Linked DNA regions of Homo sapiens: all the other regions are linked to region 1. Evidence: chromatin loops called from intact Hi-C (ENCODE). Cell type or tissue: dorsolateral prefrontal cortex. All regions are shown on one strand. Each heading gives the region's core, and the rest is flanking DNA. Links, peaks and the distances in the headings are about the cores only.

Evidence for each region. Hi-C counts contacts between places; a loop is a spot of excess contacts. Peaks named below come from ENCODE experiments on the same cell type or tissue, not always from the same donor. Only the 100,000 strongest peaks of a DNase experiment are listed, where the experiment ranks them.
Region 2: a loop joins it to region 1, with 5 times the contacts of the local background. A loop is called at or near these places in 2 of 110 quality-filtered maps.
Region 3: a loop joins it to region 1, with 6 times the contacts of the local background. A loop is called at or near these places in 3 of 110 quality-filtered maps.
Region 4: it touches region 1 in a loop (5-fold over the local background); 7 of 110 quality-filtered maps call a loop at or near these places.

What each region holds. Positions count from the first base shown.
Region 1 is chr2:58,423,953-58,432,214 of GRCh38, forward strand. No RefSeq gene overlaps it. Among named protein-coding and RNA genes, the nearest start is that of LINC01122, 93 kb to the right of the region's middle. In dorsolateral prefrontal cortex, for the core only: no CTCF peak of the experiment used is centred there; DNase peaks (open chromatin) are centred at 3,789, 4,359, 4,689, 4,819 and 1 weaker place; H3K4me3 peaks cover 2,446 bases; H3K27ac peaks cover 4,659 bases.
Region 2 is chr2:58,288,536-58,296,797 of GRCh38, forward strand. It overlaps LINC01795 (long intergenic non-protein coding RNA 1795), which reads left to right. Exons shown (of 3, transcript NR_147010.1): 2 at 5,154-5,509; 3 at 7,863-8,013. Among named protein-coding and RNA genes, the nearest start is that of LINC01795, 17 kb to the left of the region's middle. In dorsolateral prefrontal cortex, for the core only: no CTCF peak of the experiment used is centred there; no DNase peak of the experiment used is centred there; H3K4me3 peaks cover 379 bases; H3K27ac peaks cover 2,101 bases.
Region 3 is chr2:58,134,248-58,142,509 of GRCh38, forward strand. VRK2 (VRK serine/threonine kinase 2) reads left to right here. Exons shown (of 13, transcript NM_006296.7): 10 at 894-952; 11 at 5,419-5,585. Among named protein-coding and RNA genes, the nearest start is that of VRK2, 92 kb to the left of the region's middle. In dorsolateral prefrontal cortex, for the core only: a CTCF peak has its summit at 3,686; a DNase peak (open chromatin) is centred at 3,800; H3K4me3 peaks cover 596 bases; H3K27ac peaks cover 3,738 bases.
Region 4 is chr2:58,238,603-58,246,864 of GRCh38, forward strand. It overlaps FANCL (FA complementation group L), which reads right to left and starts at 2,723. Exons shown (of 14, transcript NM_018062.4): 1 at 2,616-2,723. The coding sequence starts at 2,711. RefSeq lists a silencer at 2,321-2,370 and an enhancer at 2,911-3,070. In dorsolateral prefrontal cortex, for the core only: a CTCF peak has its summit at 2,809; a DNase peak (open chromatin) is centred at 2,779; H3K4me3 peaks cover 2,027 bases; H3K27ac peaks cover 2,044 bases.

The DNA.
Region 1 (8,262 bases), core at 1,774-6,773:
TAACTCAATGCTAATCTGAAAAATAAAAATATTCTTGACCATTTTAATGCCGATATTTGTGTCTAGAGTTGTGCCAACTTTAATTATCTTTATTAATTATCAACTTTAATTATCTTGGACTGAAACAGATAAAAACTTAATGCATCCCAAGTGGCGGCCAAATGAGGTAGGGGAGCACTGTGCTAAGGAAGCTTTCACATAACTTTGAATAGAGAAAGTGATCAGCTCATTGTACAACAGCACAGAAGTATAGGATTGTTAGTAATGGCCAGCACCATCTTCATGAGGCTAGAGGCAGCTAAGTATTGGCAAAATAATATCACATTAGACAGGCACGGTGGTTCATGCCTGTAATCCCAGCACTTTGGGAGGCTGAGGCGGGTGGATCACCTAAGGTCAGGAGTTCAAAACCAGCCAGGCAAACATGGCGAAACCCTGTCTCTACTAAAAATACAAAAATTAGCCGGGCGTAGTGGCATGTGCCTGTAATCCCAACTACTCAGGAGGCTGAGGCAGGAGAATCACTTGAACCTGGGAGGCAGAGGTTGCAGTGAGCCGAGATCATGCGACTGCACTCCAGACACTTAGTGACAGAGCGAGACTCCATCCACCCCCCCAAATAATAATAATATCACATTAAATTAATGTGGGTAATTTAGCTCTTGGCTTTATATATTTGATTAACTTTAACTTGTAAATGTGTGAATACTGTTTCACGGTTGTATAAAACTTTTGAGCATACGGGGGTCTGAGAGAATTCTTTTAAAAACAAAACATTATTGGAGTTCTGAAGTTTAGCAAACTGTGTCCTTTACTAGTTGAGACATTGGACTCTCTTGTCTCACTCCCACTTGTAATGGAGATAATTGATGTGTGTGTGTGTGTGTGTGTATGTGTGTGTATCGGCTGCAAATACAGAGCCAAATTAAATGTTAGAGGACCCAGGTCCTTTGGTGCCTAATTCAAATCCAAGGGCTTTTGAGCACAGGGAGATGACTTCTAGGTAACCAGGTAACCACTTTTATATATTGAGTTTGTGTCTGAACGCAAAATTTCCATGTGTTAGTCATTCATTCTCATTCGTGGTCTCACTTGAACAATTTCCTGAAGAAAATGTGTATTTTAAAATATGCCTAATTTCTAGAAGTCCCAATAATTGGGAAAGAACTCCTGTTCATTCATTCTGCATTGTTACTTGGGGACAGAGCTGGGACTTGAAGGCAGGAGAACTGAACTCCAGAGCCTGTGTCTGTTCACCTCCTTGCTTTAGAGACTCAAAGATTGTTCATTCTAAAGTGATGACATAAAGACAGTCCCCAGAATGGCTATTACATCATTGAAGTAATGGTGACATTGAGCTCTAAGAAGTGACAAAGGGAAGTTCTAGTTCTGGGAAGCTCTATTAGGCAGTTTTCTAGAATTTCTCTTTCTCCATCCTTATGTCTTTTTGCTAAATTCTTACCTCCAGCAGTCATCTGACTATGTCGCTAATCTTTTAACAGGAGAAAGCTGTATCAGTGATCTACTGTTGTATAACAGACCATCCCCAATTTAGTGTTTGAAACAATGATTTATTGTCATGTTCCCATGAATTCACTATTCTGTTCCATGTAGTGTTGGCTGGGATCACTCATGCATCTGCACTCAGCTGGTGGCTGGGCTAGGGTACATTGATTCTTTTCCTCTAGATGGTCTCTGTCTCTCTAGCAGGGTTCTTTAAAGCACAGCAGCTAGATTCCAAAAGGGAGCATTCCAAAAGGACTAACCCCAGTGTGCAAGTGCTTATGGAACTTCTGGTAGCCACAGCAATTTACATGGCAAACCCATGGTCCATGTGGAAGGGGACTAAAAGACAGTATTCATGCAAAACAGTGTGATTGATTGGGAGCCATCAATGTGTCAGCCTACAAATGAAATGTAGCTATGTATGAATTTCCATTTTTTAATGTATTTTCAAGGAGTGTCGGAATGTGATTACATTTTGTATGTATGTGATTACACATGTGCAAATCTATTAATATAATGTGATCTTGCCTGTTAAAGAGACATATAAGAATCTGGAATAGGCTCCAGAGAAGTTCTACTTGCCCCTCACCCTCTAATTTCCAAACAAATTTCAGTTCATGGCAAGTGACACATGAAATAAACCTGACAATGGACAGGGGAATGGTGTAAACATGCAACATTCAATGTATTAGAAAAAGTTAACGTTATCCTGCACATGTACTCCTGGACTTAAAAGCTGAACAAAGAAAAAGAAAAAATGTGAATATGGACAATAATTCTAAACAAACAGGGCAGGTATTTAAAGAAATTAATTTTTAAAAGTGAAATTATAGGTTCTTAAACCTAAATTTTGTGCAAAAAAAAAAATCCTTCCACGTATTGGCGTATCAGTCCCCCCTATTCAAGGGCCTTGATCATCATTTGTGAAGCTCATTAGTTTCATATCTGATGCCAAGAGAAGTAATAAGGTCCAATCACTGGGAGAAGGTACATATCAAGGTGGGTTTTGCAAGGTGAGATATAAGCTAGAATTTGGGGAAACATGTAAAACTTGGCATGATATAAAAAAAGAGGCTGGGCGTGGTGGCTCCCGCCTGTAATCCCAACACTTTGGAAGGCCAAGGTGGGCGGATCACCTGAGGTGGGGAGTTTGAGACGAGTCTGACCAACATGGAGAAACCCCGTCTCTACTAAAAATACAAAATTAGCCGGCGTAGTGGCAAATGCCTGTAATCCCAGCTACTTGGGAGGCTGAGGCAGGAGAATCGCTTGAACCTGGGAGGCGGAGGTTGCGGTGAGCCGAGATCACGCCATTGCACTCCAGCCTGGGCAACAAGAGCGAAAATCTGTTTCCAAAAAAAAAAAAAAAAAAAAATCAAAAGTGTGGAAAATAATATGATAATAACCTCTGTTAAACTTGCATGAGGGAATGGACTAGACCTAAGTGTAAATAGGTGATTTGATTGGGGTCATTTTGATTGCTTGGCAATACAATTCCTTTCTTTTATATTTAATCAGAATGTTTGTACATCTATTTATTAATTGACCCAGTGGGTAAGACGACCACAGTGACTGGGCTTAGTGTAAATACTCATTAGTTCAGTTCTCTTGATTGGATCAGATGACCCTTTTACCCATACGATCAATACATTATGTGACGCATAAATGGTTCGTCCAAACTTCTAAGGGTGACATTACTCCATTCAACAGTGCTCTCCCCACAGAGAAATAAGCATAGCTAAGGAAATAACTTCTTTTAATGAGATTAATCCCGATGATAACTTAAAAGGCAGTTTTACTGCAAGATGTAGATGACTTTCAAACCTCCTTATTAATTAAAATATTGAATCATTTTTGGTGTCATCAACATGGTGGTTATAAATAAAAGTGAGACTGGGGGAGTAGTTTTTTAAATAAATGAAGCCATAACCCTAAAATTTTCTGCCACGGATTACCCTGAAACTCTTCATAAATTCACCTAGAACAGGATTTAAATGATGCCTGCATTAACCATAGTCAAAACTGGTGATCAAATGCATTTCTACCCACAGAAACCCAGATGAAGGAATGCTGAGCCCTTCTTTCCACCAGGACCTAAATATTTCCTGAAAGTTTGAAACTCGAGGCTCAGCGTCTACTCCTTCCCCAATATTTCTGCAACAATTTTATTGGGACCAATAATTTATGCAAATGTGAGGCTGAACAGTTGGGCTCCTCTGGGAGCTTTCCACTGTGTTGGTGCTAGTTTGGATCGTGTGTGTGCGCGTATGCGCGCACGCGCGCGTGGAAAAACCGGGTATTTCCCTAAAGGAGTTTAGTTGACACCAAGAGGTCACTCCCCTGAGGAGCCGGCTGCAGGGCGGTGATTCGCCCCCGGGATGGTGGCGGCGATTCCGTGCGCCTTCCTGCAGTTGGACATCAGTTATATTTCAGGCTTTCAAAGTAAACGACGAACTCAGCACTTTGGCAGAGTCCAAAATCCGCCAGCGAACTTGGGTGCTAGAGTTCGGCGGGAAGAAAAGGTGACTCAGAGATGCAGCACATTTTTCTGGCACTTTCCACCGAGGATACTCTAATAAACGGGGGAGGGGGAAAGAGGGAGGGAAGGAGAGGAACACCCTCCTCCTCTTCCAGAAACTGCACCTCAGCCTGAAATTTGGGTATTATTTTACCTGTATTTATAAAAACCACCACCGCACTCCCTGCACCAACTACCCAACTGCCTCGACTTCCATTAAAAGCAGCTACTAAGACTAAAGAGAGGGAAAGACTAAGGGCGGGGTGGGGGGAGAGACAAATAAATAAATAAAAGAGAGCGCGAGGGGGGAAGGGGAGAGAAGGGAGAGGGAGCGCCTGGGACTCGAGACGGCGGCAGGTTCAATTAGCTAAACAAAGAAATCATGGCGGATTGTTTACATTTGGCAGCGCCCGGGCTGCGCCGACCGCCGGCCCCGAGCCGCCGCGGGCTCCGAGGAGTCGGCCGAGCTGCTCCCGCGCCCTGGCCGGGTAAGTGACGCCGGCCGCGGGCCCGGGGCGGCCGCCGCGCGCGCCACCCCCGCTGCCTCCCCGCCCCCGGCGGCCCCGGAGCACCCCCACCATCCCCTGCCCCCTCCCCCACCGGATCGCCCCAGCCCCCTCCTCTTGCCCCCGGCGCAGCTGGGCTCCGCTTGGATTTCGGTGACGCTGTGGCTCTGTTCGTTTGCTGCTGCTGCTGCTGCTGCTGCTGCTGCAGCCAGGGGGAAGGGGTGGGGAGAGTTGGGGTGGGGGCGGCAGAGCAGTGTGGAGAGCAGTGCCCCTCCACTCGTTTGTTGCCTCTTGGGGTCAGGACCTCCCCGCCTGGGCCAGCCCAGCGGACGGCCCCGGTGCGCGCTCGCCTTGCGCCACCGCCTCCGGGACCCAGGCGGAGCGCGCCACTCAGCCCGGGAGGTGGGGCCGGGCAGTGACCCCGCGCGAAGTGCCAGTGCGGAGGGCGGGGGTGGTTACCGAAAGATGTAATCCCAGGAGGGGCCGCCGCCTTCGCTGTCCCCTACCTGTACCCTCTCTTTATCCTACCCTCCATTCCCCGACCCTTTTCTCCCTCTCTTCTCCCCGTTCTTTTCTACTCCCCTCATTGCTTTTCTCAGACCGGCCTTAGGGTTGAGAACCTGCTCAAGAGGTCGCCTTCCAAAGGCTGACCTTGCCAAAGCCACCCACGTCTGTGAGAGCTTTTCCAAAGATTGACTCTTTCCTCATCTTTGTGGCCCGAGGGTTCACTTTTTTTCCGTAGGGTGGAACTCTTTCTCCTACAGAGGCTTTTTAGACGAGTGTCTTTGTGCTGCGGTTGGCACAGCAGTACTAGGAGGTTAGGTAATGACAGGGGAGGAAAACAAAGGCAACAAATAGGGGGAAAAAGGGAGGGCAATGTCACCAACAACAGAGGGGGCTTTCTGTATTCCCAGAAAAGATGGTTTCCTTTGCGGAATGCTTCCAGCATCATCGGCATGCAACTGACATATTTGCTTTGTACAGAGAAAAACAAATTCTTAGGTCCTTCAAGTTAACCTCTATTTTCCTTTCAATAAAACTTTAAAAAAATGTTTAGTGCATTCAGTAGTTTGCTTTTTCTCTTTCTTTTGCTTCCTCTTTCCAGAACCTTAGTTAATATCTGTGTCCTATTTGGGAGAAAATCACAGCCAGGACTAGCTGTGGAACAGAGCAGGACTGGAGTTGGTGACATTTAAGCAGCCTTGACTGGGGGCCAGGGCAGCAGAACCAGGCCCAGTTGCTTCTCTTGCATACGTCTTTTTGAGGCTCTGACATCACACTGCTGCTGGGTTGCTAATGCACCATTGTAAATCGTACAGTGAATTGCTGTATTACCTGAGAAAGAAAATGCTGGCATTAAAAACAATCTTTTTTGCATTATCATAGCAATCATATCTTCTATACAAAAAAGGATTCAAGCGAATTCTTGATTCATAATTTTTATTATACCCTGTGGAAGGCCCATCTGGAATAAGATATGCACGTACTATTTCTCTTCTTCCCCTTGAAGGTGGCAAACACTAGGTGGTTGGTTCTCATTTGTTAGATTACACCAAATTATGTCTATTTTTTGCTTAATCACCAAAGCAACTTTCTATCCAGCTCACTACATGTTTAGTAAAGCAAAACTTATTTCACAATTACTATTTGGCAGGTATAGCCCATCACCTTACCATCCCACTACTCAGTTCTTTTTGACCCATTGACATTTTAAAAAGTAAGGTTTATCTTCAGAGAGCAGAATAGAAATGAGAGTGGGTAGCGAGTCTTAGCTAACTCAAGAACTCAGGACTTAGTGGAGTTAGAAGCTTTCAGTGAAGATTGCACATGTGTATTTTCAGTTTTGTGGACATGAGAAACACAAAGCTGGTGGTTTCATAAAGAGCTTCTACCCAGACACTTAACTCACCAGTTAGCTTGAGATCGCATTACTCAGTAACCCCAAGCACATTCTCATAAATGGATTTTATGTTGACTCCTTGTCCATATCAGTTCAGAGATCATAATCATGGAAGAAAGTGAATTGCCTTCCACAATGACTTTAACAGAAGTAGAAAGATCAGCCTATGGGTTATAGATCTTGCTGACCCATTAAGGGTCAGTAAATTAGTAGACTGCACTTGAGTTGACACTTCTGATCCCAACTTAATGTGTTGATTAACTCATGGCTGCCATCTTCATTATGGGCTATTAGCACATTGTTAAGCCTGATCTTAGAGTAAGAAATTGTTTTTATGTTTACTTTTTGGTTCCCAAGGTTAATCAATATTCATTATGGCCTTACTGTTTTTCTTTAAACTGAGGAGGTTAAATAAGTCCTTCTATAGAGAAAAGAAAATTTAATACTATATATATGAATTTGGGATGCAAAATATGGGATGGAAGAATTTTGCAATATACACACATATATCGTTAGAAACACCATCTCCAAATGTAAAAATACTTATTATATATATACATATTAAGAAATTTGAATCTACATCTTTCTCATTGGTAGCTAGCATCCTTTCTTACTCTTGTGTGTGCATTTGAATGACAGACAAATTTAATGTATGATATTTAAACCTCCAATGCTGGTTTCTGGAAATTGCTGTGTAGAAATAGTCAATGCCTAAGTCTAGACCTTGTCTACTAGTTAAGTGTAAATTGTAGGCTCCAGTGAGGCAGATATCTGTGATCAGTTTAAGCTAGAAATCAATCTCTAGACTGCATTATTACATCCATGAAGCATTTCTTCTTTCCTGGTTTTCCTGAAGTTTCAAGGTAGTTGCAGTCCTGGTAGTCTGGGTATCATCAGTAAGTACTCTGTAGTCTCACCATTTGGTAATCAGTATGTCAATAATGCTGGGAAAACTGCTTAAGCTCGCAAGATTTATACTCCCAACCATGTAATAGATAAGAGTTGCATAGGTCGTTCCACATGGAACTTCATTCCAAACTCAATCTGTTCTTGTGTCAGCTAGGCCCCAAAGTAACAATTTCTGGTAGGGGTTTTTGGATCTATTACTTGGCAAACATTTATTGAAACTCAAGCAAAAACAAAATGTAATGAAACCCATTAGTCTACAGAAAAATATAAGGAGAATTGGGATATTTTTCTGCCTCTGAAATCAAGATGAAGAAGGGTGTTGAGGAAGCCTGATAGTATCAATAACAAAGGAATGGTCCCCCAAATCATGAGAGGCCACTGAATTTGTCAAAGAGGAGGTCATTGATAACCTTACCATGGGCATTGACTGAGGGTGTAGATCGGAGGGCAAGATTGTGGGAGGGTAAAGAAGAAGAAGATGGTGAGAAAGCTATGATAGATAATATTAAATTTGAATATCTCAGGATGACATTCTTGAAAGGTACTGTAGTTGGCAAATCCTCTGTTCACAAGGCCAGTCTCAGAGAAAATAGTATCTTAGTAGAAACTAAATTTTAAAAGTGTTAAGTACATTAAAAACTTTACAGCAAATAAAAGCCGAGGAAGGCACCTGCCTTCAAAATTAGCCACATTGTTGGCATTAAAAGCCTGTACCAACAGGTAATCCCCTTGAATCATCTTCTTTAGTCGTTCAGGGACACATGGCTGCAGAATTGTGATCTGCTGAGTACAAGTCTCCAAGCTCTAGGGTACACAGATTATTTTTGGTTTTAAAGTGTTTGAGCCCATTATTACTTGAAATTCAATGTCCTTTGCACTTGCTTCCTCCCTTATTTCATTTCCTTAAGCCCTGCCAAACTGCT
Region 2 (8,262 bases), core at 1,895-6,894, 140 kb before region 1:
AAAAAAAGGGAAAGTGGAATGGTCTAAGTGAATTTGTGTGAGAATGCAAATTCAATCAGCCCATCTGTTTCTTTCAACCATGGTCCTATATTTGAAGTATCTTTAGTTTTTCAAAAGTAAATTTAAAAACAGTGGTTGGTATATGGTATAAAGTAAAAGTCAAAATTGATCCTATTCCTAAATTGCCAACCAATTATCTAAACACTAATTATTGGTAAGCCCTTTTTTCCTGATTGAGTTGGAAAATGCCTTTTATATATTAATTTACTACCCATGATAGATTCTATTTTAGGGATATCTTTCCATTCCATTGACCCCTCTGTCTACTTTTATACCAGAATTCTACTGTTTTAATTAGTATAGAGTTATGTGTTTCCATTTGTAGTAAGGCTGTGTGTTATTCTACTTGCATTGCTCTAAACAAATATCCGAGGCTGGGTAATTTATTAGGAAAAGAAGTTTATTTTTGCTCATGGTTTTACAGGCTGTACAAAAAGCATGGTGCTGGCATCTATTCCTGGCAATGCCTCAGGAAGCTTACAATCATGGTGGAAGGTGAAGGGGGAGTGGGCATTACACATGGCATGAGCAGGAGCAAGTGAGGTAATGGGGAAGTCTCAGAGTCTTTTAAACAACCAGATCTCACGTGAGCACATAGAGGGAGAACTCACTCATTACTGTGAGGATGGCACCGAGTTATTCATGAGGGATCTTTCCCCATGACTCAGATACCTCTCATGAGGCCCCACCTTCAATACTGGGGATTACATTTCAACACATTTGGAGGAGACAAACACACACTATATCAAGCCGATTCCCTTTCTTTCTTCCTCTTTCTTTCTTCCTTTCTTTCTTTCTTTTTTCTTTCTTTCTTTCTTTCTTTGTTTTCCTTCTTTCTTTCCTTCTTTCTTTCTCTCCTTCCTTCCTTTCTTCCTTCCTTCCTTCCCTCTTTCTTTCAAATCATCATAACTTATATTTTCAAAGAATGGTCCTAGTTTCCTGGTTTGCTCTACCTTATCTAGTCAGGTGCACAGGGAAAGTCAGGTCACCTACACAAAATGTGGTCAACCCATACAATCTTAGGGGTATTGATATTTTAATTCTGTAGTTAATTTTAGAACCATTTTTACTGATTTCCCTATATTACAGCATTTGACTCATTTGTCTTTCAAAGACTAGTAAACCTTAATTTGCTTTAGCAGCTCTGAATGGATTTTTATTGTTTCTTACCACTGGCTTTCAACTCATGTAATTTGAAAACTAAATGCAAACTGTAAAACTCAATCAATCTGGTAGTATTCTTTTAATATCAATTTTTATATAATTAGCCTCCAAACTGTGTTCAATTACTAACAATTAATCTTATGCACTTTCAGGGACAACACTAATTTCACACTTAGCAGCATTTAAAAGAAAGGTAGTGCGAATACCATAGGGAAAAAGTCCCTCCCCAAGGAGTTATGCTTTATTATCACTGACTAGAGAATAAAAGTGCTTTCCCATTGCAGTCTACTGTAGGGGCCCACATTTTCTTTAACTGTAGACCAGGAGAATTATGTAACAAACACACAAGCAAAATCACACATACTTTAATTACAGTTTTCAGTGAGACCACTAGCCTTTTAAAAATGATCCTGAATGTTCTATGTTCTTTTGACAATTTTCTCGAGTTAGTATTTTTATCAATGCTGTATGGTTAATTGCCCCATTAAGGCTGACTGTGAGAAACCAAACAATGGAACCATGATGGGACAAAGAATGAGAACAACAACAGCTGAAGGTAGAAAATTGTAGAAAACTTCTTATCATACAAGAAATGCTGTTAGAAATCAAGAAATTCCCCAAACAGAACGTAGTCAGTGCTTAATACATTTTATAATACGGAATAGCTTTTTAAATACATATTACCGACTTTTTTCTTTTAATAGTGCCAATTTCCAATTGACAAATTACACTATATCTTAATACTGACATCTATATGTAACTCCCTTAATATTTGCTATCTAAAGATCATATCATGTGTGAATCATATGGAAGTAATTTTTTAAAATATCACTTTAGTTTCTTTTAATAATTCAAGGTCAACTACAATGAATAAACCAAGGTTTAAACTATTTCCTAGTGTCAAAAATATAATGAATACATGTTGGATTATGTGACTGGTATTTAGCAAAAGGTGCACACATGTCTGTTTACTTTGGTGTTTCATGATTTTGACCTTTTAGGTGCTTCTTGTTAGTAATTGGTTGAAGAGGAGTTGTAGCCAATTTTAATGTTTGTAATTCATACTTAGATATGCAAATTGATGAGCACATTATAAATTTTTAAAATTATCGGAACAATTTATAGTGCAAAGTGGCATTGCTCCAGGGGCTGAGCAGCGGCCTGGGAACTCAGAGCTGTGCATTTTAATTTTGATTAACTCTCAGTGTGACCACAGGCAAGTGCCTTAATCTCCCTGTATCTTGGATTATTCATCTATAATATGAATGTAACAATTTTCTTGCTGTAGCTAAAGTGAGGAATAACTATGAAGCATAGAGTGGCTTAAAACTAAAGAGCACTTTATATATCACACAAAAGACCAATATGAGGCTAAAGATTTTATGGGTTTAATAAACATAAGTGTTATGTCATTCACACAAAGATAAGACAAATGGCCCAACATGAAAACTATGGAAATCACCATATCTCAATCTAGAAATTTTATTAAAATGTACTTAGCATAAGAAATAAACATTTGTAATGGTGTCAGACTTATGTGGACATTCATTATTAAATAAACTTTATTCCTTATGCTGTTTTCTTCAATGCTATATACATCTTTCAAAAGTATAATAATGAGTTTTAAAATGCTTTACTAGATACAGTCTTTAAAAGAAATCTTTCTTTTTCTCTCCCTAACAATAAGTAGGTTTCCATTAGGCATTTTAACTTTACACCAGGAAAACAAAAATTATACAAAGGCATTCAGCTTAAAGTAAGACGTTAGAAAACAACACTCAAATTCACAGTAATTCATAGCAAGGGGTAAATCTGTATTTTTAAACTCACCTAGTTGTTCCACCTGTTAAATAATATACTGTATCCTGAGAGCCACAGATACATAGGTGCAACTGGTGAGTTGATGATGGAATTTGAGTCTCTTTACTTTTCCATATATTGAAACATCAATCTTTTTAGCTTAATAAATAGTTCTGCAACGCTGAATTTCAGCAGGGAGGCCATTCTCCAGTTGTGTAGGAATACAATTTGGGTTCTAGTGTCTTCCCAAGCCTCCCTTGCATTGGGAAGCCAATATTTAGAAAGCTGTAGCAAACTAACACCTGTTAGACATAAATCACATGCAGAAATCTACAACTGGACAAGCTCAGGAAGATGTAATAGATCAAATCCATGAAGAACCTCACAACGAATTAGGAAAATCTTAAACTTAATCCTATAACCTGACAGGCAGTCAGCAGACTGACTTATGGAGAGCTGTAATGTGGGAATTAGAATGAATGCCAGATGGCTTCTAGAAGTCAAATTTGAGAGAGAAAAAAAAAGAATAAACTGCATTTGACGATAAGCACAGGGAGGGAGGCTGACAAGGAAAATGCGGTCACAAAATAACACACAAGGATGAACTAATATTTTACACTGTATTCTCTTTCTTTTGTCTCTCCCAGCCAGCTTGACAGAAAGTAGTAATGTTTGACTAGTCACAAGCTTAATACCAGATGCCAGTTTGAACAGGTGCAAAAACAAAGAACAGAACACTTCCATTTGGAACATCAGCTCTTTATGTAGTCCCTGATATGTTTTGTGGGAATTCACCTACCAAGTTTCTTGTTGCTATTTCCCTGATTGGCAGAAGTTCTATTTGATGAATACATAGCATATTCTGTTAGTCAATGGAAACAATGAAATAGGGGGAATGACCAATTCATCTGGGACTTAGTCTAATTCCAACAGTCCACCATCATGAGATGATATCAGTGCTGGAATTTTAAGATCACCTGGGTAGAAGAAAATGTGCCTGTTACCTGTTACAATTACCACACAATTGTAAAGCGTTACAACATTCTTTTACTTGTGAAAGATAGTGGAAATTGGCACTGCCAATTATCAGTGTTAAATGTATGACCAATCAGTATGAAGGCCACAAACAAACCAGCAGCTTGTTCCATAGAGTCAGTTGGTAAATTGGATGCAGGAAGACAGAGGAACACACTATCCCTCCTCTGTAGGTGGTCTCTGTTTCATTAGGTTTCCAATTGATGTTGCTGCACAGTAATCCAAAAATGTGTGATGGGAACATCACTCTCATTTTTCATTAACACCCCCTCGCAAATGTATTGGAGGCAGGTACAAAACAATGATTTTGCCAGCCTTACTTTTATCCTTTTGGAGACTATTTCTTATCCAACATCGCTGCTGGATGCTTTGTTTCTCCTTGTTTAGAATCACCGTAGTGACTCAATACTGTTTGATATGATCAGCTTCCTTTAGGATGCTGTGGAAAGAGTGAGAGAGCTGCTAATCTTTAAAAGACAAGTGATTTAGGAAAATCAGCTTATATATAATAATGGATATTGACATGACTACAAGATAGGTGAGAAAACTAAAAATAGAGATGATGCCTATTGTTTCAGGAAATCTACCAGCAATGTATAACGCATGGAATTTTTGAGAGATCTTAGAGATCATCCTGACTGAATTCCTCATTTTCATTTTATAAATGGGGGAATTGTGGCTCATACTGGCTCTAGCTTTCACAAAGCAAAGCAATTACTGGCAAAAGCTAAGTCTGGAAAGCACAATCTATGACTTGTGCTCTATTCAGTATACCATGTTCAGTCTATAATATGTGGATGCAGATAACTACAAGAACTACACATCTACAATACAATGTGTGAAGATAACTACAATTCACATCTTCTGCTTCCTTAAGCCTGTATCATAGCATTTATTAATACAGTTTCATCAAGTTATTATCTAAAATATTCTTCAATTTGTAGTTTTTGGAGAAATCATTCAGCATTATGCTATAAGTAGCAGTGTTAATTTCCTGGTAGAAAGTGTTACACTTTTTAGGTCGATTTCCTGAGACATTAGGCTCATCTGTTTTTCTTTGTATTACCTAACTTCAGTTCCTGTGTTATTATTAGCTTGAAAGCCTGCCCTGAATCCTCATCTATTGATGGAGATGGTGTCATCTTGCCTTGATTGTATCCAGAAGCTTCATCCCCAAGATAAAGGATGGACATCTCTCCGATGACCAGCTTCTTTTGCTCGACTCTAGAGAAGGTTGCTTTCTGCATTCTGGCAACTGCCCTCTGTCTACATGATTAGACTCGTTGGTTGCAGTGCTTTCTGGAGTAATGAAGGGATCCAGTGCACAGGGTTTAACTTACTGGGCACAATCTCTAAGCCAACTCTGCCTGAATGGGTCCCCTGTTTTTTCTCTTCTGCTCTTGTTGAACCATATCTCTGTTCCTTGTGCTCCTGGGAATTTCTTGCTCTGGTAAGTGGAGAATCACCATGCCTCAGTCATAGGCAACCTGCACCCAGAATGTTGAATCATGACATTTTTTTTTGCTCAGGATTATTTATCTAGCTACTTTGATAACTAATGTAATCATTCCAGAATATGAATCTCAAGAAAAAGAATGACTGATTTCAAACTATTTAAAATTATTCAGAATACTTGATATTTTATATGTACAAATACAGAATAGTTTATAGATATATAAACAGTTTGCTAAAATTTTCCTGTCGGTCTTATATTTATTTCTTTACCGCAAATGCTAGGAGTAAATTTATTCTATTCATTGTGATTCATCTTTGTTCTATTTTAAGAGCATTGAGCCCTCATCACCAAAAAGAGAGTTCTTAGAGGTAATGTTAACAGATACAGAAAAAATAGGTAGCAGGTTTTGGTTGTGTTTTCTTATTGTTGCTAAAAGTCCTGTGATTAACCATATCCTGTTTCTTACAGTAAGGGTAAATAAGAACATGCTAACCAAATAATCAAAACAAATGGTAAGTATACTAAGTGCATTACGGTGCTGCCAGACATATGTTAATTTCATTTGTAACGTTCATCTGTCTTCTTAAAGTTGCTTGCAAAGTTATCAGCAAAAATATAAAAAACTAAATTATTAGTCAATTGAGGAACTTAAAAATAAAAAATGTAATAGCCACTCAGTTTCTTTGGAAAAGTGTTTCCTTGATTCCTATCAATACAAATATTGTTTTTATGATATGATTAATGGAATGATTTAAAGATGGCTCTTTGTAATGCCACTTTGTTTAATGACATGTATGTATATTTTTAAATGTACCTTAATGAATTATATATATATATCAATTTTTTAAGGATAATGTTCAAATAATGTTACTTTGCTTATACTCTTTGCTTGAGTAAAAGGATTTATTGTGCACAGAGTGTGCATGGTGTGGATTAAACCTTCTGCTCTTATTAGAGGATTTCTCTATCAGGGCTGTATCTTTTATGAAACCTTAACATCCCCAGGCTCAGAGTCACTTGGGAGGCAGTCAGGTCTAAAATAGGTGTTTTTGAAAATGTAATTCCATATTGACTATGATATTAAAACTAACGAAAACTCAACTGAGAAAATGAATTTGGAGTTTAAATATTCAAATAGTGGAATTTGGGGCACAGCTATGTTGCCACAAAAACACAAAACATAGGATTTGCCATAAATGATTTATGTCCTTTGTGGCAATAACAAAATAAGAAAGAAAATATATTTACATAATGAAAAGTTAGAGAATCAGTTAGCACCTGTAAAGCTGCAAGTAACAGAAAACTCAACTCAGGAATGTCCAACTGAGAAAGAGGATTGATTCTTCAAGCAAGGAAAATAAAGGGGTAGGGCAAACTTCAGGGCCACTTGATCCAGAGACTTCAGCTTGCCTCGAGTGCTTTTCTACCTCTCTAGTTAGTTCTTGTGGGTTCCAGGAAGGGCTCTACCCCATGACTGCTTCCCACTGTGGTGAGATGATGCTTCCAGCTTCAGTGGGATTCCATGCTTCTTCAATTCATGGGAGAAAAAGTTTTCAAGCAAATCTACAGGTCTCTCCTAGAACTGGGATTAGGGTCAACTTTCCCTAAAATTATGGATTATATAACGAAGGGGTATGTAAGGATTATGTAGGGAAGGATTATGCAGATATATAACACCTCCCCACCCACAAACACAATTTCATGTTTATTTTTCTTTTAGATTCAGAGGGTACATGTGCAAGTTTGTTCAATGGATATAGAGTGTAATTGTGAGATTTGGGCTTCTAGTGTACCCATCACCCACATAGTCAATATTGAGGGTAACTTTTAACTCTCATCCTCCCCTCACCATCCCCCATCTTGGAGTCCCCAGTGTTTGTTATTTCCATCATTATGTCCATGTGTACCCGTTGTTTATCTCCCAGTTATAAGTGAAAATGTGTGGTAACAAACTCTTATTTCTGAATGAATGGGGGAATCTGATAGGTAATCAGTATTAGTGCATTATAGAATTAGACAGAATTTTCAAGTTAGATTTCACATGTACCAATGAGATGTATTAGCCCAGTGCCCATCATTTTAGTTAGGAAAATTATCAGGGAACCTAAAACCTTAAATCTTAGTATATGAAAGGAATTCTATTACAGTAATAATAATAAGAGATGTGTAAACTGAACCTTATAAAACAAGAAATGTTGGGAAAATATAGAGTCATACATTTATTAACAATAATATTAAGGAAAGGTATATTAAATACTTTCTATTTCTTACTGGCATCACTTTAAATTTTCACATCCAATAACTCATGTCAGTGTTTTTTTTTTTTTCTTTCTTTCTTTCTTTTTAGGTCATGAAAAAAATGGAAACTCTCTCAAGGAATAACAATCAGAGCTGTCTGGTTGACAAGGGACATTATGGTTGCAAGAAGACCCTGAAGCAAGGATTCTACATCAAAGATTCAGGGGCAATCTGAGTTTGCATTTAAGATCCTTCTGCCTATAGCAGTAGCTTATATGTTATGTTCAATTGACGTATAAGCACTGTGAAGAAATATTCTATTACAACCTCTTATGACATTAGCATTGTATATTTCAGAATGTAATTGTAGACAGAAAGTTGGTATATTTAATTCAAATTATGATTATTCTTTAAAAACAAAACTTGAAAATTCAGTTTATCTACATAATTGGCTTAAGTATTTGTTGCATGCCTATTCCATACCAAGCAATGAGCAAGGTGTTATAAAA
Region 3 (8,262 bases), core at 1,359-6,358, 290 kb before region 1:
CTTCTCCCTTTAAGACCCTCATTCCAAAGGGGTCCTGCCCCATCCCCAGGAGGAATAAATGCTACATACATCAAGAATATGGGGCCGGGCGCGGTGGCTCACGCCTGTAATCCCAGCACTTTGGGAGGCCGAGGCGGGTGGATCATGAGGTCAGGAGATCGAGACCATCCTGGCTAACAAGGTGAAACCCCGTCTCTACTAAAAATACAAAAAATTAGCCGGGCGCGGTGGCGGGCGCCTGTAGTCCCAGCTACTCGGGAGGCTGAGGCAGGAGAATGGCGTGAACCCGGGAAGCGGAGCTTGCAGTGAGCCGAGATTGCGCCACTGCAGTCCGCAGTCCGGCCTGGGCGACAGAGCGAGACTCCGTCTCAAAAAAAAAAAAAAAAAAAAGAATATGGACAGGCTTTGCTGGATCCCCCCGCCCCAGTTCAGTACCATTAGAACATACCCTTTTGTCCAGTCACATTCCTACACAGCTGTCTATTCTTCATCAAACCTAAGCATAAAGATAGACTTCCTTGGGTCTTTGGTCTTCATTTCTCAAGTCGTGTCATATAAAACTTTAATTAAATAAATTTGTTATACTTTCTCCTGTTAACTGGTCTTTTGTTATAGGAATGTTGGCTGCAACCCTTATGGTGGGTGAGAAAAGAGATCACACCTTTCTGCCCCTACGTTAGTCTAGGTTATTGATATAAAATTAGTTTGTGGGCATTGAGGGTTCTCCTCTACTTCTGCTTACTTTCCTATCCATTATAGTTGGGTGACAAAAAAAAAAGCATTGAAAGTCACAATTTTGGTGACCTACCAACACATAGAGTGTTTTGTTTTCTAGTCAAAATAATCACAGGGTTGAAAACATGTTCATTGTGCATTACCTTATTTTGTTTTAGTCTGTTGGACGAGCTCCCCCAGTCAGTGCTTAAATGGGCTCCTTCTGGAAGCAGTTGCTGTAAGTCAAATAATAACTTCAACCTTCTCTTACGATTTACAGGTTGCCACATTTGTCGTTATCGTTTGGTAGCTTTTGCTTAACCCACTTGCTCCTATTCCCATCAGGGTGGGAAGGAGGGAACTCTTCATGTTGCAAATAAGTTGCTAAAGAACACAATGTTTAAATCATCTTTAACATTAGAACACAAAAAACCTCAAAAGAAGATATTGAGGTGGAAAATTCTAGGTTCTGCTTAGTGCTTTTTTTTTTTTTTTTAAGATCTCTATTTTGAGAATCATGCACAGGCTTAATAGTCAACCGTATCTGGTATTTCTAGAGTTAAGACTTCCTGGTTTTGTTCCTCTATATATTGTTGAAAGAAGATAAAGTTGACCTAAGGAAAAACTACTTTTCATCAGTCATTTAAAAAACCAAATCAGTAAACACTGAATGCTGTTTAGACCAGAATTATGCTGACTGAACTGCCAGCAAAAAAAAATTTTTATTAGCAAAGGCATATGATTTTGGGATTTGGAGGTATATTTCATATTTTCAAGTTAGTATACAATGGAATTTTTAATTGACAATGTTATCAATACATATTGTATAAAATAGCACGTCAACTAGTAATTACCCACATTCCTGTCATTTTATGTGCATACACAACATGTTATTCAACACTAATTTAACAATTGAGTTAGACTGTCTTATACGAAAAAGCCAGTGCCCACTATCAGTCTTGCTTTTTTTCAGAGACAGATAATCAGAGTGAATCTTGTTTTCTGTTTACACTGGACAATCTCAAAGTTAGCTTTGAGCTGACTTCTGAAAGTAGATATGTACACTGACCTCTCTAGCTAAGGTCTAATAGCATCTGTTTCCATCTGGTTGAGAATTAGAGAGTTAAGTCATCTTAAACTTACATTCACAGCCTTTCTTTCACTGGAAACCAAAATTTTCATTTGTGGAGGAAAGGAAAGAATAAGCCAGTTCTACTTCCCCTCTCCATTTGCAAGTCCAATAAGCCTATCCCCACATGAGTCTTTTGTTTTCCCCTTTCTCTAGTACTTTTCATCGGATTGAGGGAGCCACACAGGAGAGATCCTCATTGTGGGAATGGGTTGCAAGATGAAATTTTTGTTTTCATAATTGTCAATAACTTGGTCAAAATGGCAGTACTCCTTTATGGCTAATATTCTTAATGGCATTTTTTTTTTTTTTGAGACAGAGTCTCGCTCTGTCACCCAGGCTGGAGTGCAGTGGCACGATCTCGGCTCAGTGCAACCTCCCCTTCCTAGGTTCAAGCGATTCTTCTGCCTCAGCTTCCCAAGTAGCTGTGACTACAGACACGTGCCACGATGCCCAGCTACTTTTTGTATTTTTAGTAGAGACAGGGTTTCACCATATTGGCCAGGCCTGGTCTCAAACTCCTGACCTCGTGATCCCCCCCACCTTGCCCTCCCAAAGTGCTGGGATTACAGGTGTGGGCCACTGCGCCTGGCCCTTATTGGCACTTTTACCAAGTTGTATAGTTCATCTTTTAATCAACTGGACAGAAAGATGGGAAGATGTCATTAACATATATATATATCATATATATGTGTATATATATCATATATATGTGTATATATATCATATATGTGTGTATATATATCATATATATTATATCATATATATGTGTATATATATCATATATTATATCATATATATGTGTATATATATCATATATATATCATATATGTGTATATATCATATATATTATATATCATATATGTGTATATATATCATATATTATATATCATATATATGTGTATATATCATATATATTATATATATCTCATATGTGTATATATATCATATATAATATATATGTGTATATATCATATATCATATATAACATATATATGTGTATATATCATATATATAACATATATCATATATGTGTATATATCATATATCATATATATCATGTGTTTATATATATCATATATCATATATATCATATATGATACATATATATCTCATATATGATACATATATATCATATGATACATATATATCATATATATGATATATATGATATATATGTGTTTGTATATATATCTCTTACCTTTCTTGTCAATCCTGCAGAAAAAGGAACTGTTCAGTTTAGGGTAAGAAAGCCCAGATGCCCTGAATTGTACAAGACAAATGCTTGTGGGCAGTGTATATTATGTCATACTCTATTGTTAAAGATTTGAGTCAGATGAGTAATCTAGATGGGAGACAAGCCCAGTTTTTGTTTCTTAGCACAAACCATTTTATTGAATCCATACTATTATTTATAAAATGCAGATTTCTGTTTCTAAAGCAAAAAGTGTTGAAACTTTAATATTACATGAAGGTCTCTTAAATTAGGAGGTTGTGCTTAGGAAGAACACAACCATGAAAATGAAGGAACTGATTTACAAAAGTTTATTACCGAAACATTTTATGAAATAAAACAGCCAGAAGTTTGCAGCATACATGTCCAACTAAGCATAATAATAATAGTTTCAAAAGTTTCTATCTCTTGATAGTAATGATACTTAATACTTCACTGGCTTAAAAAGCAGATGATTAAAAAAATCATAATTTCATACTAAAGGCATTTTGCTTTATAGTTCTGGCAATATGCTAGTAAATTTTAAAATGTACTTAATAAATCCAGATCTTGAAAGACTAACATTTAAACCAGTATTACATCACAATATCTACGCTTCAGGTTTGTAATAATAAATTTATAATGGAAATGGCTCTTTTTATTTTCTCCCCCTCCTACCTCACTGGTACCTCATTTTTCCAAACCCCAGTCCCATGAAGGCTTTGCAGCACAGCTGCTATCAGTTGGTGGAGTGCCAGGAGTTTTCCATTGTCTTGTAACAGTGATTTGTTCCCAGCACATTCAACTCTCTTCCTCATTTTGGATATTCTGGTTAATGGAATTGTAATATGTACCAAACTTGGCTTACCAATCTTCACAGGACCATAAAACAAAAATATTTATATTAAAATAGTAGTGAATGTAATTTAATTTTTTAATCATCCCTTTAGAAATTGGATACCCCCGAGCCCTTGTGAAGGGGCTGCATGAAGCATCAGTTATAAATATGGTGATAAAATAGCAGCACTTGCTAGTTAACAGAGATCTGGTTGACCGAATGCTAGATAACAGAATTTGATAAAAATAGATGAAAAAAACAGGTTGCATAATTGCTACAGTGTCAAGGAAGAAAAGCCCAGAACCAAGAGTTTACATTTTAACCACGTTAGCTTCATGTTCCCAGGAAATAGCTCTGTACTATATGGTGAAAGTGGTCACTCTTAACTTTAATAGGGGGAAAGCGATGATGACTATTCCTTTTGAAATTTTTCTCTATAGGGAGTGAAACCCAGTGCCTCTGCAGTTTTCCTTTCTTTTGAGTGGAGGTAGGCCTAGAGGGGAAGTGAAGGATTAGGAAGTCACTCCTGCCAACGCATGAAGTTTCCCAGGTTTTCCCACCATGGATATAAGCAACTAAGTGAGAAAGTAAGAAGTACTTGAGTTTGAGTCAGTAATATATTTTTGAAAGGGAAAGGCATATCTAAACATCTCTGTGAACAAATGAAAACATGCCAGTTTTTAAATAGTATTTGGTATTATCACCACTTCTATTCCAATTTTAGGTTGAACCTCAACATGAAACAGAAATGCAAGCTACAAATATTTTAATGCAGTGATGTTTGTAACTGTTGGTTACTAATTCTGTTTGTATTTAAAAGTTGGTAGTTCCTAACCTTTTTGGGGAAAGGGGGTTTACTATGTAGTTCTAGGGGAACATTTCTTTACACTAGAGAAAAAATAAAAGATGGCAACTCCTCCTCCCACTGCTCTAAAATCAAAAACACGAGGCTGTGTACCAGGCTAGCTAGGTATGGAGGACATGAGGGAGGTTTCATACATTCTAAATTCAATCTTAGCTAACAACATGGAATTCAAGGTCCTTTCTAAATATACGGTTATAATCCCAAAATCAAAGCCTTAATTAAAATTTGCAGTTTTTTTCCTTAGAAATAAAGAGGTTTATAATAAGTAACACTTTAACTGAATTTTTAGAAGTTCAGCATAAAGTGTGAAGTATGGTCAGTTGTATTATTTATGTAGTCCTTAATAGTTGCACCTCATAAATCAAAATCACTATAATTATTACAATATACTTCCTCTCATAAGATCAGTGAATTATAAGCGTATCAACAAAAATATGTTAAAAACATTACTAGTTTGTCTCATCAATTCTGTAGGTCACTATATTTCAGTCATTTTTGAATATCATTTAAAAAGTTATTTTCATTGAATTGTTCATTTTTAGTTTCTTCAGGAGATGTAAATGTGTAAAAGACAAAGATAACAAAGATTTTGAGATTACTGGAGTCTTGACAATTCTTGCCAATTGTGAATGACATGTAAAAAATTTAATAATTCACAGGTGAAATAGCCCAATTTTTGGTATGTGCTCATAGTTTAGCATATGATGAAAAGCCAAACTATCAAGCCCTCAAGAAAATTTTGAACCCTCATGGAATACCTTTAGGACCACTGGACTTTTCCACAAAAGGACAGAGTATAAATGTCCATACTCCAAACAGTCAAAAAGTAAGTAACATAATCCCTGCTATCCTATGATTACCTTCTATGATACTTTTCTATCGAATGAAATTGTTTTAGGTCTCAAAATGAGTCTGACAGCTTTCTTCTTCCTTATATTTAACTCCCATTTTGCCTAACTCAGCACCAAGAAAGTTTGTTCCAAGTTCTTTTGACCTGTTGTCTCACAGAGAAAAATAGGATCTGTGGCCTACTATGTACTATGAAAGAAAGCAGTCACTACTGTCATAGAGATGTGACTAGGGTAAAGGCTAATCTGATGTTACTCATGAGAAAGCCATCATTTGCTTCTTTTCTCCAGGTTTTCTTTAGATATTGCCCTGTGTTTTTGCCTACCAATTTGGCCATAATTTGGTGATAACAGTCTTCGATTTAACCAGGTTATTTGTATGTGCTGATATTTCAATCCATGGAAACAGTTCTTTACAGAAAATAAAAGAGTTTATGCCAGAGATCTAGGTTAAAAAAAATCATTTTTTAAAAGTTACACCTCTTCTTTTAGTCTGCCATCTTCCCAAAGACCAACACCAACTTAAAAAAAAAATTAAGATTTCGAGCATTTTTAAGCGGGTGGTGGAAATCTTAGACTGCCGTTATTAGCAAGAATAGTGGACAGGCAACTCAGCATCCATGTCTTCCTTGACCACTATCCGTATGCACAAATAGAGTGTGGAGGGCATTTTTTTCCTGATGCATGTACAGTAAGATAGGGTCAGGATGCTATTCATTTTTAATATTTCTTATGAACTTTGGATCATCACACGTGTTCATGAGCCAAGAATGCGGGATGCAAACTAATGTGACTGATAGGCTGCTAGATGAATGGTGAGTCAAGTATCAGTGCACAGATGGTTCTGATTTGCTGAATTTTGTAGTTGCTGCAACTGAAGACATAAAATATCCTTCTAGTCATAAATTAGCTCTTTGGAAGCAAAACCTTGGCACCAGAGCTTTACAACCTTCAATTAGTAGGAAAAGAAGTATTTGAATGACTGTGGTATTGACATCTGTAGGCCTGCATAGTAATCATTCCTAATAGAAGAGAATATCTGTTTGAGGAGGTTTTGCATGGCTAATTAACTACCAGTGAGAATATGTAATTTTTTCATGATCTCCTGATTGTCACCTTTCTCTCATGATACAATTAGATTTTATTGTAGCAAGTGCCTCACAAACCAATTGTCAGCACTATTTACGTATTGCAGAAGGCAGAACAAGAGTTCATGTTTAATAAAAAGCCACTGGATTTTGATCTTGGTAATTACTGAGACTTGTTTTAACAGTTTTATTGACTTTTGTGTTTTTATCACTTTTGCAACAAAACAAAGAGCCATTTCCTTGACGTAGTATTTTCGTTGCAATAATGGTCACCACTTAATCTATGCTAATTTAAGTAGATTTTTCCCTTTTTGTAGTTTTTCAGTTTCATAAACTTAATTGAAATATAAAAGAAGCCATTTTAAAAACTGATAGCTATATCCTCTGATATAAAATTCTGATTATTATCCACCAGAATTTTCAGTTTCATCAAATTAAAGGGTGTTTGTTGTGAAACCATTTTTATATGTAGAGAATAGAACATAAAACACTTTTTCCAATGAGCCTCCATCAAGAATATTTTATCCCTTTTGATTATTTTGATTATGAGTAAAAAAAGCACTTAAAAATAATACATGCTTTTAAGACCTACGCTAATTTCTGTTAAGAAATGTATGTGATCAGCCTGGATGTATAGACAGTAAGATGATTTGGGGATATATTTTGCAGCAGATCAATATTTATTTATTTATTATAGTATTTTAAGTGCATACATATATTTAATAATGATAGCATAAGATATGGGCTCACCATATGTGGCTAAACTTTAAGTATCTTAATTTTCAAAGTTTACAGATTTTGCAGTGCTACAAAAACCAAACCTGAAAATGTTCAAATGCAAGGTATGACAGTATAAACCGTCCTGTTCCCAGTTCCCCTGAATGATGCACGTATAGGATGATTTCCACAATAGATTGCTTCCATAACAAAAATCATTCCAAAATGCATATCAATCACATGGCTCCAAATTTCTTTTTAGTCACAGACAGAATGCTCTTATTAGTAACTAAAATCGTTTCTTGTTACTTTATAAATGGGTTTATAGTTATATGTAGTTAAGTATTTAGTTATAGAGCTGTTTAACAGAGTAGTGAATGAATTCTGGACTAATACATTTTTTGGACAAAGATATTTTAAAAGAAGACATTGGACCAGAAAAGGTATACATAAATAAATAAAATGTTACCATCATTCAGTATTCAAGGGAAAAAAGTTGTAACTGTTTACATTTTTAAATGTTATTTTGCTAATAACAAATGAAACTTATACAGAGGGAAGTAACAGTATTTTTAAGAAAAACATATTTTGATTAGGTATTAGAAGGTAGCACATTACCCTAAGAATCTCACCAAACTTACATCACCTTTTTGCAAAAGAAAAAGTTTTTTTTTTTTTTCCAATACTGGATTTTACTAGACATTATAAACTGTTCTCTGTAAACCTGGACAGAGAATTCCTCAAATATTGTTATTGGAGTTAAATTGGAAATGAATTTTTGTCAAGAGAGTAGTGATATTGATATTTTTTTCATGAAAAACAAATCTTTTGGGGTATTTGCCTGAATCAA
Region 4 (8,262 bases), core at 1-5,000, 190 kb before region 1:
CTGATAATAGAGACAACACCTAAAACTGATTACATATTAGGTCACAGGAAAAAGTACCAGTAAGTTCCATGGAGACTTTTTTATAAACAATACTGTCTAATTACAATACAAGAAAAATTAGAAATCAGCAACAAAATTAAAAACCAAAAAGGACCTTCCACGAGAAAATTTTTACAACCTATTAAGGTGCATAGTAAATTGACATCATATAGCTTCTAAAAATGGTGGTTATAAGGCTACATGTCAGCATCTATAGGATACTTTTAAAACACTGATGAGAGGAAATGCAAAGCCTTAAAAACTTACATACATAAAACCTGCTCACTGGCCAAATCTGGGACAATTCGAGGATCAAAATAAATAATGATTATAATCAAGTAATTTTTTTAAAAGTCCATGCATCCATTCTAATATAATTAAATAAATGAGAAAGCAGGCAATGCTACTCCTTATAATGAATTGCCACTTCATAAATATAGAAATGACAAGAGTTAGAAAATCATCATTTGGCAACCGTGATAGTAATAGTCGACTCAAGCAAAAGTCAATGGACGCTAAAACCAGAGAATGTGTGTGAAAGTTTGATGCCTCAGAGTACCTCCCCAAAAGTACTTATTAATTACAAAAGGAGACTCTGACAGATGATACCTTAACCAGGTGATCAAAGTTAACATCATTAATAATGGAACCAACCAGGTAACCTCACAAGCCTTGAGAAGGACAAAACAATCTTTCTGTAGTATCCCTGCCAAAAATGCATTAGCTGAATTTAATAGTGAGGAAATATCATCCAAACCCAAATTGAGATACATTCTACCTAACAGCCAATCTGTACTCTTTAAAAATGTCTAGCTTATAAAAAACACAAACAGACTGAGAATTGTTCCAGGTTAGACATGACAACTAAATGTAATGTGGGATCTTAACAACAGATGGTAGGGGATGGGGGTATAAAACATACAACTGTATCATAAACAAAATTTGAAATATGGACTCTATCTTAGATAATAGTATATCATTAAATATCCTGATTTTAATCACTGTACTGTGGTTATGTATGAGTGTGTCCTCGTTCTTATGAAATGTATGCTCAAGTATTTAGGGATAAAGGGGAACTACGCCTGATTTGACCTCAAATGGTTCAGGAAAATAATGTGTATACACACCCACCCACATACATATACTTAACAATGATCAGTAAAATGGAGAAAATGTAAACTGGTGAATCTAGGTAAAGGGTATACTGGAATTACTTGTACTGTATATCCTTGCTACTTTTCTGTAAATTTAAAATATATACAAAATATTTTTAGACACGTAAAATGTTTAAGATTTAAATAAACTGCTAAGGCAGGTACAAATTGGAATTCTAGCTATAGCAATGGTCATAAAAGAAACTTTCATCTAATCTCAATTCTAATGGGTGTACTTGTTTCCTAAAAGGCCTTAGCAGATATAGACATACATAACAGTATTTTGCCTAAAATTAGGTATAACATGCTTCCTGTAAAAAAAAAAAAAAAAAAGTAACTTAAAATTTTTCAACTTTTCTAAATGTTGTCTACAAGAGAATCATATTTTCAGCTAGGTAATTCAAGAAGAATACTTCTAATTGGAGAGGGAAAGGTGGATTAACTTTTTTCCATATGGAATAATGAATTTTTAACCTCTACTTTCTGTGATGGTCATATGGTAATTCCACATATACTCAAAGACTATGCGTGATGGTGGGGAAGTGGGCACAAGGTTGAGTGTAATGGTCAGAAAGGAAAAGTCTACACTCCTAACCTAAGGTATCCTGGTGCAATGTAAAGAGAAAAAAATCCAGGACTGAAATCACACAGCCTGCGTTTAAGGGATTCTGATGTGATCATCAGCAAATAACGTCTCCGGTTTCCCATACCTTGATTTCTTCAACTAGAAAATGGGAATGATGATTCTTTTAAAAATTTCTGCCTCAAAGGGCTGAGGATTAAGTGAACTATTTACCTGGAAAGCGCTTTGTAAACTTCAAAACCCTACACATGTGTTAGTATGTGTAATAAACTCCATATGAGAGGCCACTGGAATCAGCAAAGTTAATTAATTCCATTGCTGTCATGCTTCTCCTAGAAGATATTGTAACTGTGGGTGTACAGGTACATACGACTTGGCAAAGGGCCAAAATAAGGTTTTCTTCCCAAATGTTCTTTCTACAGGAAACACGAAAATAATTAGCCCAGATTCCCGAGTGAACTCATCAACATCCGTGGAGGTGGAGGGTGTTAAAATCGAGTTAAGGCAAAATTTACAAAAAAAAAATTAAAAAACAGTCAATTGCGGGACACTGAACGAAGAAGGAAGCCAAACTCGGGGAAGGGCTAGGGAGAGAGGAGGCGTGGCCCCAGCCCCGCTCCACGCCGCGCGCCTCCTCGCTCCCCATCCAGCGCGGCGACCACCGGGGTGGCGGCGACAGCGGCGCTTCTCAAACCTTTAGTCTCCCAAGAGCCGTTACGCGCCGCCCCTCTCAATCCCCACAAGTCTGGGCCCCTAACCTCCTAGCCCGTCACAGACTTCTCCGCGCAGCTACGCTGCAAGAGGCTCTCTTAGCTAGAAAGCAACCACTGGGCGGGTACCTGAGCCGAGATGAATCCCTCATACACGGTTTTCGACCGGTTCTGGGGCAGAAGCAGGGGGCACTGGCGCAACAGGCTCGCTTCCGTCACCGCCATGGCTCGAAGTCCGGAGAAACACAGAAAAGCTCTAGACCTGCTGGGTCCTGCACATGCGCAGTCCGCTGGCGCTCGGACGCCGCGGAGCGGAAACCCCAGCCTTGGCGGGAAGATCCTGGAGGATTCCGCGGGCGGAAATGAAGGTGAAGCGCAGGCCAGGCCAAGTGGCGCTCTGCGGGAGGCGACATCAGGGCTCCCCAACCGGTAGTGGGAGGGAAGATTGCCCTCAAGTCCACAGGACTGACTGACCAAGATCATTCTAGCCTCAATTGTCCCAGGAGCCCTTTCGATGATTCTGTTTTACTTTATTGAAAGACTGTTACAACTTTGGTGTTGCATTTCCTCCAGAATAAAATGACTTTTACAGCCTGGACGTTGTAGCACTCTGTCTTCTTTGCTGTTGTCCTCTCTCCCTTAACATACAGAATAATGTATTATTTTGTGTATAATTATTGTAATATAATGTATAACACATTGATTATATCATATATATTACAGTTCTGTGGCTTACTAAGTTCAATCAGATATATTTGAGGCACACACATGTATACGTATATGTGTATTGATTAGACTCAAGTCAACACTGGACTCAGTTCTGTGTACGGCACTCACAAATATATAAAGCAAAACATGAGTAAAGATTGCTGATGGACTTGAACTTAATTTTCCTCTGACAGCGCTTGCAATATGTTTTTCTAACTCAGGAATGTTATCCATCCCATCTTATTAAGAGTTGATTAAATAAGAAACCTACTAAAATATTTACCATATGATTATTTGATTTTCCAATTTTCCAATTTTCCAATGCATCACGTTTGAGCCCTACTATTTGAAAAACATCATTGTAATGTGCCAAAGGTTGAGCAAAGATTATTTCGTCCCCTACCCATCTTTATTGACCTCAAGACAGAATTTGACATCCTGAAGATTCTTAAAGTTTGACAAGAATTTGTCACAGCATTCTGGATGCTTACAGAAAAGAATGCTGGAGCAGTGGTTAGATATAAATTACATTAAAGCAGTGGTTCTCAAAACGTGATCCTAGAACCTAGCAACAGCATCACCTGGGAACTATGTAGAAATACAAGTTTTCACCGCTGATGGGGTTCAGGATATGCTACCCCAAAATATGGCCCCTTGACATTTGAGAAAACAACAAAACCTAAGATCACTCTCTGACCTTCTCCCATCCTTCTTCCCTGAGGCGGGTCATTGGATCCTCAATCCAGAGGTGCTCTTCCTATACCCACAGGAAAGAAATATCCTTATCTCTAAAGAAACGGAGACATAGAAAAGAATCTGAACAAAAAGACCTTTGACAACTTACCCCAGTTTATTACCATTAGACCATGCTTTGTCCAACCGTACTTCCCCACAACTGTCCACTGTTCCTTCTAAAAATGCACAGGTTTTCCTGTTTCTTTGGGCTTCATCTCTGAAGGCTCCCATGCCACATAAAACTTAAATAAATTTGCACGCTTTTCTCTTATTAATCTGTCTTTTCTTATAAGGGACTCAAACAGGAATCTAGCAACAGGAAAGAAAGATGTTTCTCATTCCCTACAGGCCCCTATTTCAAACCTCGGGAATCCCAAACACTGGCAATAGGGCTCAGCAGTCTGCGTTTTAACAAGCTCTCCAGGTGATTCTGATGCATGCTAAGGTTTGAGGATCTCTGCAGGGGCAGGACATAACACCTGCTTTATTTTGCAACTCGGTAATTAAGGACGGCCATGCTACATGTTTTCCTATAAGAATAAAGTAGAGGCTGTGCAAAAGTGGGATCAACACAAAGATTAAGAGAACATATAGTCCCTTACTTCAAGCACTTTATAATTTATCTGTGAATTAAGATCTTTATTGTATCCAGTATGTTAAACTTCCCCACCACCACACTTTCCCCCATGGAACTTCTACCCTTTCTTTAAAGTTCTTCTCAAGTGCTATGTCTTTTTGGAAAGCTTTTTTAATCTTCTGAAAATTATTGCTCTCCCTAATCATTTAGCATATTTCCTGCTGCATCGTAGGTGCTAATAAATTATTTACTAAATATCTTAATTTGGGTTGTTATAGCAGAATACCATAAACTGGATAGGTAATCCGCAGAAATTAATTATTTCTTAGTTATGGAGGCTGAGAAGTCCAAAATCAAGACGCAAGGACAAGATTTGGTGTCTGGTGAGGAGTCACTTCCTGGAACACAGTCTTTTGGCTGTGACCTTACATCACATTCACCTTTACTATTGATACACTGGACAGTGTGACCACTTGCCAAAAGCAGTTGGCTCCTTGATTCGGAATCCCCATAATTAGGTAACTAGACTTAAAGATTTCCAGCACGTTTATTGCTAATTTATCATCTTAGATTTTAAAGAAAAGACATCCAAGTCACTGTTATGATAGTTGAACTTGTAAATGAGCATTCCTTATCAATAAAATCTATAATTGAAGAAATCCAATGACCAAGGAACAAGGTAAGATACCATATAAAAACTTTTTAATTCAATTACTCGACTATTATCCTTAGGTGTTCAAGACTGAAAGTTGGATACTCACTACCATCATCAATTCATACGTGGTTGTGCTGGAACCATTTATATATAGCCCAGTTGAAGTCAGCCACCCCAAAATCCAAAAAAAAAAAAAACAAAAATGCTCAATATGTTTAAAGATCAGAAAGCCAAGGAACTACTTCTACCACCATCAGCATGATTTCAATTTTGGAATCACTCTGACAAACTGCACAAAGATCCTCATTAAAGTTCAAGTTCCACCAGGTATCCTAGGCAGGATTTCATTTATATACTTTGCCACAAAAATTACTACTATTTAAATGCTATTGCCTGAGGAAGAACTTTATATTCTAACACAGAAAAATATCCAAACATTTTGACAAATAAAAAGCACAAATTCCAGAATGGTATGCTTACTATTATAACATTTATATTCAAATATATAAGTAAAGTTGCTCTGTATTACTAGCAATGGTTACTTTAGGGGAGGGAGATGGGAACAAAGAATGGAGATAATGGCCCATGGAGACTTTTATCTTTTATATTTTAATTTTTTAAAGGAGAATTATTAGTCTTAAAATTAAAAATTAAAATTTAAAATGCTTATACCATTCCAATTAGCATCTGTTATCCTTATTTTATAGCCCAAATGTTTAGCCATGTCCCAAGAGTTTCTTCTCCCAGTTCCCACCAGTAATGGAAGAAGATAGGATGCCTGCCATTAACATTAATAAGATTAATAAAGGAGAGATTGTTTGAGTCTGCTGAGAAGAAAGATGAAGGAAGAGACTTGCGAAATGTGAAAATAAAGGGAAAATGAAAATTAGGGGAAAGTGAAGGAAGAATAGCCATTTAAAAGAGTTTTCAAAAAAACTGGAAAAGCAAGCCAATAATATCCTATTCTCTGTGGCACTGTGTCATAGAATGGAAAAGACAGCAGATAGTCAAGATTAAGGCATGATCAGGAGTGTAAAATGCTACCTAAAGGTTGAAAAAACTGAGAATTATAGAGAGGCCTTTGGATTTGATCACGCAAAAGCATTTATTAATTTGAAAGATCAGTTTGCTCTTGCCTGTTTTTCTATCCATGCACTAAACAGCAGTTTATAAATTGCGATGTAGTGAATAATTTTTCAGCCTTGAAAAGACCATATCCATAAGAAATAAACTACAAAGACTTAATTATGTGACCAAAGTCTGGTAGGGTGATATATGGAGAAGACAACCTGGCTCCTATAACCCTACCCCAACTCTTTTGGAGCACACTCCCTTGGTAGGTAGGTTTTACCAATAATGAGTCTAGATCCATTGCAGGTACAGAATAACAATTTCTGCTTCACTCTGGGCTGTAGACTTGAGGAGCAATGGTACCCACAACCCAACTACAGGTAAACAAAAGACCATTTAAGGGTTAAGTCTGCTAAAAGAGTTGATGGGTTACAAAGATTGGGCTGGAATCAGAAGAATATTTATGGGGTCATCATCTAAAGAAAGGATAAGAATGTAAACGGGCCGTTTAAAAGTATAGAAGAATCCAGATTATTAAACAACCCTCTTCTTAGCAAAGCACGAAGACCCTCTTCCCAAGAAACACCATCCCCACACCCAGTGAAAGCCACTGATTAGAGAGATTAACAGCTCTTTTGTACTTTTTAATAAGCCACTGGGAGAAATGTCCTCAGATTACTAGCATCTAACAAAAATTACAACTCAGGAAATAAATGTTGCAGTTGACAGTGGCAGAATAGAAGAGACCTATTTACAGGGGGTGCAAGCTTGAGAAGGCCACAGTTGTAGAGGTTAGGAGAAAAAAGAGAATAATAAGTACATAGGATTAGAGAAGAGTAGTTGTTAAGAGGAGGAGGAAGCATGCAGCAAGAGAAATCAAAGGGAAAAATGACTCTATGTTTATTTTGAAATTCTGCTTGAGGCTAGTCAATCCCACTTGCCCTAAGATACCAAAAGGAAAGCAATTCCATCCCTGAGAAAAGGATTTCCAACATCCAAAGAGGAAAGAAGATGCACAAATCCCTCACTTTTACTCTGGAAACTCGAGCTAATAGATCAAAGGGAATGAGAGGAAACAGATTTAATCTTACTCATTCTCAATAAAAGTTTCTAATACTGTCCCTAAACCATCAAAATCATTTTAAAATATTTTAATACATAGGTGCCTAGGTGATGCTGAAAGGTTCTCAAAAGTATGATCTCTGGACCAGCAGCATCGGCATCACCTTAAAAGAACACACCAACTCTGATCTACTGGATCTCTCATTTCGGGAAGAAGGATTCAACAATCTGTTTTAACAAGTATGTGTGTACCAAATTCATGGGCCAGGCGCAGTAGCTCATCCCTATAATCCCAGCACTTTGGGAGGCCAAGGCAGGCAGATCACTTGAGGTCAGGAGTTCGAGACCAGCCTGGCCAACATGGTGAAACCCCATCTCTACTAAAAATACAAAAATTGGCCAGGCATGGTGGTGCACTCCTGTAATTCCAGCTACTCAGAAGGCTGAGGCACAAGAATTGCTTGAACCCGGGAGGCGGAAGTTGCAGGGAGCTGAGATCACACCACTGCACTCCCGCCTGGGTGACAGAGTGAGACTCTGTCTCAAAATAAAAATAAAAAACAAAACAAAACAAAAATTTATGTTTTAATTGGGCAAATCTGATACAAGCTAACACCATTAACCTAGACTTAGTAAACCCAAATTCTCATATCTGATTTTATTGTGCAGCTATAATTGAAAGTTATTGCATTAATCAAATGAATAATTGTTCAGACAGAAGTTTTACAGTGCCAAACTCAGAGTTAGCCTGGCACATATTTAAGGCTTAGAGGACATCAGCTAAAAAAATGTAGTCTGTTAGTGTCAAGCCATTATTTAAAAGAACTTCTTAATGTAAAAATTATTTTAGTTATAAACAGATAAACTTTTTTTTAAGCTAAAAAATCTATCTCAATTTGGATCAGACATTAGGGAGCTGAAATTTTCTTGACCCGTCCATTGCAGTCCCAGATGGCTGCCAGAACTCT